Regions from separate parts of the Homo sapiens genome. Here region 1 is linked to region 2. A link is an interaction called in ENCODE POLR2A ChIA-PET data of the cell type or tissue named here. Cell type or tissue: K562. All regions are shown on one strand.

Region 1 (4,000 bases), 150 kb before region 2:
TTCTGCACACTGACAATGCCCATCTTGCTGCTGCTGACTTTAGAGTCAAGTATGAGACAGAGCTGGCCATGCACCAGTTTGTGAGGAGCGACATCCATGGGCTCTGCAAGGTCACTGATGACACCAGTGTCACTGGGCTGTAGATGAAGACAAAGATTGAGACTCTCAAGGAGAAGCTGTTCTTCATGAAGAACCATGAAGAGGGAGTAAAAGGCCTACAAGCCCGTATTACTAGCTTTGGGTTGACTGTGGAGGCAGATGTCCAAATATCAGGACCTTGGCAAGATCATGGCAGATATCTGGGCCCAATATGACAAGCTGACTCAGAAGAACCTAGAGAAGCTGGACAGGTACTGATCCCAGCAGATTGAGGAGAGCACCACAGTGGTCATCACGCAGTCCACCGAGATCAGAGCTGCTGAGATAACACTCACAGAGCTGAGATGTCCAGTCCAGTCCTTGGAGATTGGCCTGGACTTGATGAGAAATCTGAAGATCAGCTTGGAGAACAGCCTAAGGGAGGTGGAGGCCTGCTATACCACGCAGATGGAGCAGCTCAACAGGGTCCTACTGTACCTGGAGTCGGAGCTGGCACAGACCTGGGCAGAGGGACAGCGCCAGGCCCAGGAGTACGAGGCCTGGAACATCCAGGTCAATCTGGAGGCTGAGATCACCACCTACCACCGCCTGCTGGAAGATGGGGAGGACTTCAATCTTGGTGAGGCCCTAGACAGCAGCAACTCCATGCAAACCATCCAAAAGACCACCACCTGCAGGATAGTGGACGGCAAAGTGGTGTTTGAGACCAACGACACCAAAGTTCTGAGGAATTGAGCCAGCAGAAGCAGGGTACCCTTTGGGGAGCAGGAGGCCAGTAAAAAGTTCACAGGTTAAAAAAAACCCCAACAATTAAAATCATAAAATGTTTAGAGAAAACATAGGGGAAAAGCTTGATGACATTGGATCTTGCAATGATTTTTTTGGATATGACAATAAAAGAAAAAAAATGAATTGGACAGCATCAGAGGTCACAAAAGAGAGAAAAGGCAACCCACAGAATAAGAGAAAATATAGGCATACCTCACTTTATTACACTTTGTTTTATTGTGTCTTGCAGATATTGCACTTGTTTTGTTGTTTTGTTTTGTTTGAGACAGCGTTTCGCTCTTGTTGCCCAGGCTGGAGTGCAATGGCATGATCTTGGCTCACTGCCACCTCTGCCTCTCAGGTTCAAGAGATTCTCCTGCCTCAGCCTCTGTAGTAGTTGGGATTACAGGCGCCCACCACCATGCCCGACTAATTTTTGTATTTTTAGTAGAGACGGGGTTTTACCATGTTGGCCAGGCTGGTCTCGAACTCCTGACCTCAGGTGATCTGCCCGCCTCGGCCTCCCAAAGTGCTGGGATTACAGGCGTTTTTTTTGTTTTGTGAACAACAACAACAAAAAAAATCAAAGGTTTGCGGCAATCTTCCATCAAGCAAGTCTATTGGTATCATTTTTCCAACAGCATGTGCTCACTTCCTGTCTCTGGGTCACACTTTGGTAATTCTCATGATATTTCAAACTTTTTCATTATTATATTTGTTATACTGCTCTGTGATCAGTGATCTTTCATGTTATTACAGTAATTGTTTTGTGTCACCATGAACCACACACATATAAGATAGTGGACTTAATAAATGTGTGTGTTCTAACTGCTCCACTGACTGGCCATGCCCTAGTCCCTCTTCCTCTCTTCAGGCCTCCTTATTCCCTGAGACACAACAATATTGAAATTAGGCCATTTAACAACCTTCCTTGCTAAAGGAAAGTGAAAGTGAAAGGAAGAGTCCTACGTCTCTCACTTTAAGTCAAAAGTTAGGAATGATTAGGCTTTGTGAGGAAGGCATGTCAAAAGCCAAGGCAGACTGAAGGTTAGGTCTCTTGCACCAGTTAGCCAACTTGTGAACACAAAGGAAAAGTTATTTAAGGAAATTAAAAGTGCTATTTCAGTGAACACATTAATGATAAGAAAACAAACAGCCTTACTGCTGATATGGACAAAGTTGTAGTGGCCTGGATAGAAGATCTAAGCAGCCAGAACAATCCCTTAAGCCAAAGCCTAATCCACAGCAAGGCCCTAACTCTCTGCAATTCCATGAAGGCTGAGAGAGGTGAAGAAGTTGCAGAAGTCTGAAGCTAGCAGAGGTTGATTCATGAGGTTTAATGAAAGAAGCCATCTCCATAGCATAAAACGGCAAGGTGAAGCAGCAAGTTCTGATGCAGAAGCTGTGTCAAGTTCTCCAGACGACCTAGCTAAGATCATTGATGAACAAATTTTCAATGGAGAAGAAACAACCTCCTACTGGAAAAAGATGCCATTTAGGACTCAAGCAAGAGAGAAGTCAATGCCTGGCTTCAAAGCTTCAGAAGACAGGTTAACTCTCTTGTTAGGGGATAATGCAGCTGGTAACTTTAAATGGAAGGAATGCTCACCGACCACTCCAAAAATCCTAAGGCCCTTAAGAATTATGCTAAATTGACTGGGCGCAGTGGCTCACACCTGTAATCCCAGCACTTTGGAAGGCTGAGGCAGGCAGATCACTTGAGGTCAGGAGTTCGAGATCAGCCTGACCAACGTGGAAAGAAACCCCGTCTCTACTAAAAATACAAAAAATTAGCCGGGCATGGTGGTGCATGCCTGTAATTCCAGCTACTTGGGAGGCTGAGGCAGGAGAATCCCTTGAACTCGGGAGGTGGAGGTTGCGGTGAGCCAATATCGTGCCACTGCACTCCAGCCTGGGCAACAAGAGTGAAACTCTGTCTCAAAAAAAAAAAAAAAAAAAAAAAAAGAATTATGCTAAATCTCCTCTGCCTGTGTTCTATGAATGGAAAAACAAGAGTCGTGATGATAGTACATCTGTTTACAGCATGATTTACTGAATATTTAAAACTCACTGTTCAGATCTACTGATCAGAAAAAAAAAAAAAGGTTCCTTTCAAAAGATTACTGCTCTTTGACAATGCACCTGGTCACCTAAGAGCTCTGACGGAGATATACAAGGAGATGAAAGCTGTTTTCATGCCTGCTAACACATCAATTCTGCAATCCGTGGATCAAAGAGTAATTTCACCTTTCAAGTCTTATTATTTAAGAAATGCATTTTTTTTTTTTTTGAGACGGAGTCTTTGCTCTGTTGCCCAGGCTGGAGTGCAGTGGCGTAATCTTGGCTCACTGCAAGCTCCGCCTCCCGGGTTCACGCCATTCTCCTGCCTCAGCCTCCCCAGTAGCTGGGACTACAGGCGCCCAACCATGCCCAGCTAATGTCTTGTATTTTTAATAGAGAAGGGGTTTCACCGTGTTAGCCAGGATGGTCTCGACCTCCTGACCTTGTGATCCACCCGCCTCAGCCTCCCACAGTGCTGGGATTACAGGCGGAAGCCACCGTGCCCAGCCTAAGAAATACATTTTTAAAGGCTACAGCTGCCATAAATATGTCTCCTTTGATGGATCTAGGCGAAGTAAATTGATAACCTCCTGGAAAGGATTCACCATTCTAGATGCAACTAAGAACATTCGTGATTCACGAGAGGAGATCAAAATATCAATATTAACAGGAATTTGGAAGAAGTGTATTCCAACCCTCATGAATGACTTTGTGAGGTTCAGGACTTCAGTGGAGGAAGTCATTGCAGATGTGGTAGAAACAGCAAGAGAATTAGAAGTGGAGCCTGAAGATGGGACTGAATTGTTGCAATCTCAGGATCAAACTTGAACAGATGAGGGCTGCTTCTTAGGGATGACCAAAGAAAGGGGTTTCTTCCAATGGAATCTACTCCCAGTGAAGATGCTGTGAACACTGTTGAAATTACTACAAGAATTTAGAACAGTACATAAACTTACCTGATAAAGCAGCACCAGAGTCTGAAAGGACTGACTCCAATTCTGGAAGAAGTCTACTGTGGGTAAAATGTTAGCAAACAGCATTGCACGCTACAGAGCAATCTTTCATTAAAGGA
Region 2 (4,000 bases):
CCAAGAATCTATCTCATACCTCTCTGTGCCCTATCCTAAGTATTCCCAAATCAATCTCCTCTTCTCTACCTCAATTATCACAGGCCTAGCTCAGGCCCTGACAGTGTCCATCTAAACGACTGGAAGAACCTCCACTTCACTGAGCTGTCACAATGACCTCTCTGTTGTGCTTCAAAGCTTTTAGTGGCTCCCTATCTCTTCCATGACAAGGGACTCCCTCAGTAACAGGGAGCACAAGCTTTCCATGATCCGACTCTGGCATACCTGACCAGCCTCACTTTGTGCTGCTCCCTGCCTTGTCTATAAAGATCCAGCCATGGTGAAATGCCTCCAAATCCCCATTCACACCAAGACTTTCTCACTTATGCTGTACCACCCTGCCTGGAAAACCCTTTGGTCCATTCCTGGACCAAACGGACTCAGACTCCTAAGTCAAGTCTAAATTGCACTCAACCTGGTATCCTTGACACCTGAGTGTACAGTGCATGGGCAACCTTCCCCCTCAGTCTAAATTCATAAAATGTGCTTCTTTCCATGCCAAGTTTATTTAAAACACTGCAAACATACTCAAGGTCAAGTTGAGAAACTTTTCAATGGGCATCTGTGAGCTGATTTCTGGGGAATAAACAAAGTGTGCTTACGGACTTAGTGATCCGCTGATGAAGGTACTGATTCTGTTCAGCAGGACAAACAGCAGAACGTGGGAAGTTCTACATTAAAGATATAAACATATACCCCATGAGGGCAAGAGTGGGGAGACTGAATGCAGCTGGAGACAGGTAGTGGACCCGGTGACTGCACAGATCTTAAGGGACAGGCAGGGTGTGACTGATTGTGATGGGGTGGGACAGCCCAGACATAGGGCTGCTTTAAGGACCAAACAGTCCCACAGGGGACGTGGCGGTGCTGCTGATCTGAGCCAGGTGTCAGGGGCCCACCCACCCCAACAGGCAGTCCCACTCACCGCCTGAATGATTCCGGAGGATAGAGACACACCGCCACTGCTCCACATTGGCAAGCTTACCACTGGAGCCGAACACGGTGCTGGGGCCGATGTACCTGTGTGAGAAAGGGGCCAAAAAGGCACTCATGGAGTGCTCTGGGCACTGCATAGAAATGCTCCCTGCAGCCAGCTTATCAGGGCACACAGAACAAAGCAAAAACAAACAAGAACTGGAAAGCACTGGGTTGTTGAATAAAAGGGGCTGGTTAGGTGAATTATGATCCATGCACTTGATGAAATACTACACAGCCATTACAAATCTTGCATGGGAAAACGTTCACAATAAGTGAAAGAAGCAGGCCACAGGACATCACATACAATATGATATCACTTATGTAAAGGAAAAAAAACCACATGACATGGATAGCATCTATGCATGGAAAATGGATTAGAAGGACACACATCCCAAAATGTCAAAATATTAACTGTAGCTTTCTTTAGGTGGTGTGATGAGGGATATTTTTTCTTTTGTATTTTTAGTTTTCTAAATTGTATACTAAATGTTACTTATGTTGGCTATTTAAAGAAGCAAAATCAACAGTATTTTATTTTTAAGCATCTCACAATGAATCAAATGGCTTTGACATCTGAGGCAGAGAAACCACGCGATCTATAGGTACTAGCCCCCACCACAGGAGCCAGAGGAGCATCAATCACCTGGGGCCTGGTGGAGGCAGTGCTGACACACCGATGATCAGAGCCTCTGATAACACCTTTTGCTCTTGTAGAGCTCATCACAAATCCACAGAAAGAGTGTGCTGAGATAGCCAAGTAGGCTGAAGAGACAGCCTCTGCCTCTGCTCTTGAAGCCACAGCCACAGGGCCACTCTTGGTGAGCAATGGTGCAGGGTCTGGTGCCCCAGACTGACTGGCCCAGAGACCTGGGAGCAATAGTTTTCCAGGTGATGGTTAGCTCCTTTTGAGAGTAGAGCAGAGGCTGCCCCAGGTGGGGACCAACAGAGAATAAAGTAATGGCAAAGAGGCTGGACTCTGGATCCCCTGCCCCAGATCCTGGGCAAGAACCAGAGCACCCTGACTTTTAACCATTTTGTATATTGGGCTTCCATGTGAAATTTCACTTGAAAAAACAAAAGCAACGAAGCCCCACCCACATCGGCACTAGAAGAGATCAGACTTTCCTTTTCAGGTGAGAGCCTGCAGTCCTGTGAGGGGGCAGCTGACCAGGTCTCCTGAATTCCTGGTCAGGCTCCACCTGCTCCTGACCTACATGCACTTTCCACTACTTATGAGGTCAGGGCTATGGGAACTTCAGTGACAGGGTAGGGAAAGGTGACTTTGATAAAGACCAGCAAAGCAGCTTCTAAAAATAAAATGTGAAGAAAGGAAAATGATGCTTACGTAGCCCGCTTCCACACCATAATCAGTTTGTCATCTCCCCCAGAAGCTAAATACATCCCACTGTTTGACCACCGCACACAGTTCACACATGCTGGGAAGAAAAAAAAATAAGGTGATGAAAATCCAGTAGTCATGCCCATTTGCTTTATGTAGAGTTTGGCAAGATGTAAAGGGTTTATAAAATCTAATCTATCTAATCTATTTAAGGCATCTACTGTGTGAGAGCCCCAGAAAAACAATTCAGTTTAAGCACTAACCTACTTGTGCTATAAAAACAAATTACCAGAACAGTCTGGAGGGGGAAAAATATACATTATCTGAGAATCGTTAGTGCTGAATGACATAGTCAATAGAAGGCTTCTTTCTAAGAAAATCAAAAAATGATAACCAAATCTCATTATTTCAAAAGGGTCATCTATTAATGAGACACATTTCTGAGTAGAGATTATTCTCAAAAAAAGAGTACGTGCTAAAAAGGGTCAGATGCTTTTTCTAGATTTTTCAGATGAACAGTCTGTTACAGTATAAAACTCTGACTTCATCTCATCTGTCAGAGCCAGCCCTGTCACATTCGGATTTTCCAAACTCGCCAGCACTGCAGATTGACTGACTCTGCGCTTATAAGCTAAGATCAGCAGAAATTCCCCCAGGCCCCTGATGGGCCAGAGCCTCCAAGAGCACTCACAACTTGGCCTTTGGAAGACCTGAAAGATGGCTATCAAAGTTGTAGCCCCCACATGGCCCGTGAGTAACATGCTCCAGGTCTGAAGACACTGAGAGGCATGTTGAGAGGACAAGAACACACAGAGGAAAGGAAGGAGCTGATGTCCAAAGGCCAGTGACTGTTCATTAAGCATCTCAGGGGTGGGAAACTAAGGCACTACAGCAGGAAAGGAAACCATCACACTGTCTGATGGCCAAAAGGGTCCTGGCAGAGAGCCTCAGAGTGACACAGTAACAACCTGAGATGTTTTGGCAAATTGTCTCTTGCGCACCCTTCCCCAGAACCCTACTGTGTCCAGGTCGCTGGCCCCAAAGCCCCATGGAATCAGGCAGTAACGACTCATGAGCAGGAAATCACCAGAGGTACCTGCAGACTGTCCAAAGATGGTTCTGTGGGCGGGCCGAGTCTTCTGCTGAATAACTCACCCAGGTGTGCAGCCAACATCTGTGCCTTCAGACAGCAGGCCGAGGGGAGTTACCGCCGCACGGGGCCTTATCTTTCTAATTACAAACACATGTGCTAACCTTGGGCACTCTGCCAACACGCAAAGCCTGCAAAGGGCCACTCTGTAATACCTAAGTGATTGTCCATCTGGCAAAGCATCTTGGGAATATTTTCATCCTTCTCGTCATCCTCCTGGAGGACTGGAGACATATTCCAGATCACAACCTTCCCAGAATCCTGCCCTGGAACAAAGGAGCAGAAATGGCTGAATGTGCAAGGAGTAGAAATTTGATATTAATATTTAATGTCAAATTAAATTAGGAGAAGTCCTCACTTAGCTTCCATAAACAATAATTAACTAGATCTAAGGAGACTGAATTTAAATTACTAATTTAAGTTACAGAAAAGATGATAAGTACTCATGGGGACGAAACGGAGCGGACTTAGCAGTCAGCAGAAGTCAACCTGAC

Evidence for each region. Peaks named below come from ENCODE experiments on the same cell type or tissue, not always from the same donor. Only the 100,000 strongest peaks of a DNase experiment are listed, where the experiment ranks them.
Region 1: POLR2A ChIA-PET joins it to region 2 with 5 read pairs; 3 of 35 experiments call an interaction of 5 or more read pairs at or near these places.

What each region holds. Positions count from the first base shown.
Region 1 is chr22:19,257,973-19,261,972 of GRCh38, forward strand. All of the region lies in intron 2 of CLTCL1 (clathrin heavy chain like 1), which reads right to left. It also overlaps the pseudogene KRT18P62. Among named protein-coding and RNA genes, the nearest start is that of CLTCL1, 32 kb to the right of the region's middle. In K562, no CTCF peak of the experiment used is centred here; DNase peaks (open chromatin) are centred at 319 and 1,779.
Region 2 is chr22:19,404,822-19,408,821 of GRCh38, forward strand. It overlaps HIRA (histone cell cycle regulator), which reads right to left. Exons shown (of 25, transcript NM_003325.4): 3 at 3,662-3,772; 4 at 2,363-2,453; 5 at 965-1,059. Among named protein-coding and RNA genes, the nearest start is that of HIRA, 25 kb to the right of the region's middle. In K562, a CTCF peak has its summit at 1,664; DNase peaks (open chromatin) are centred at 1,693 and 3,570.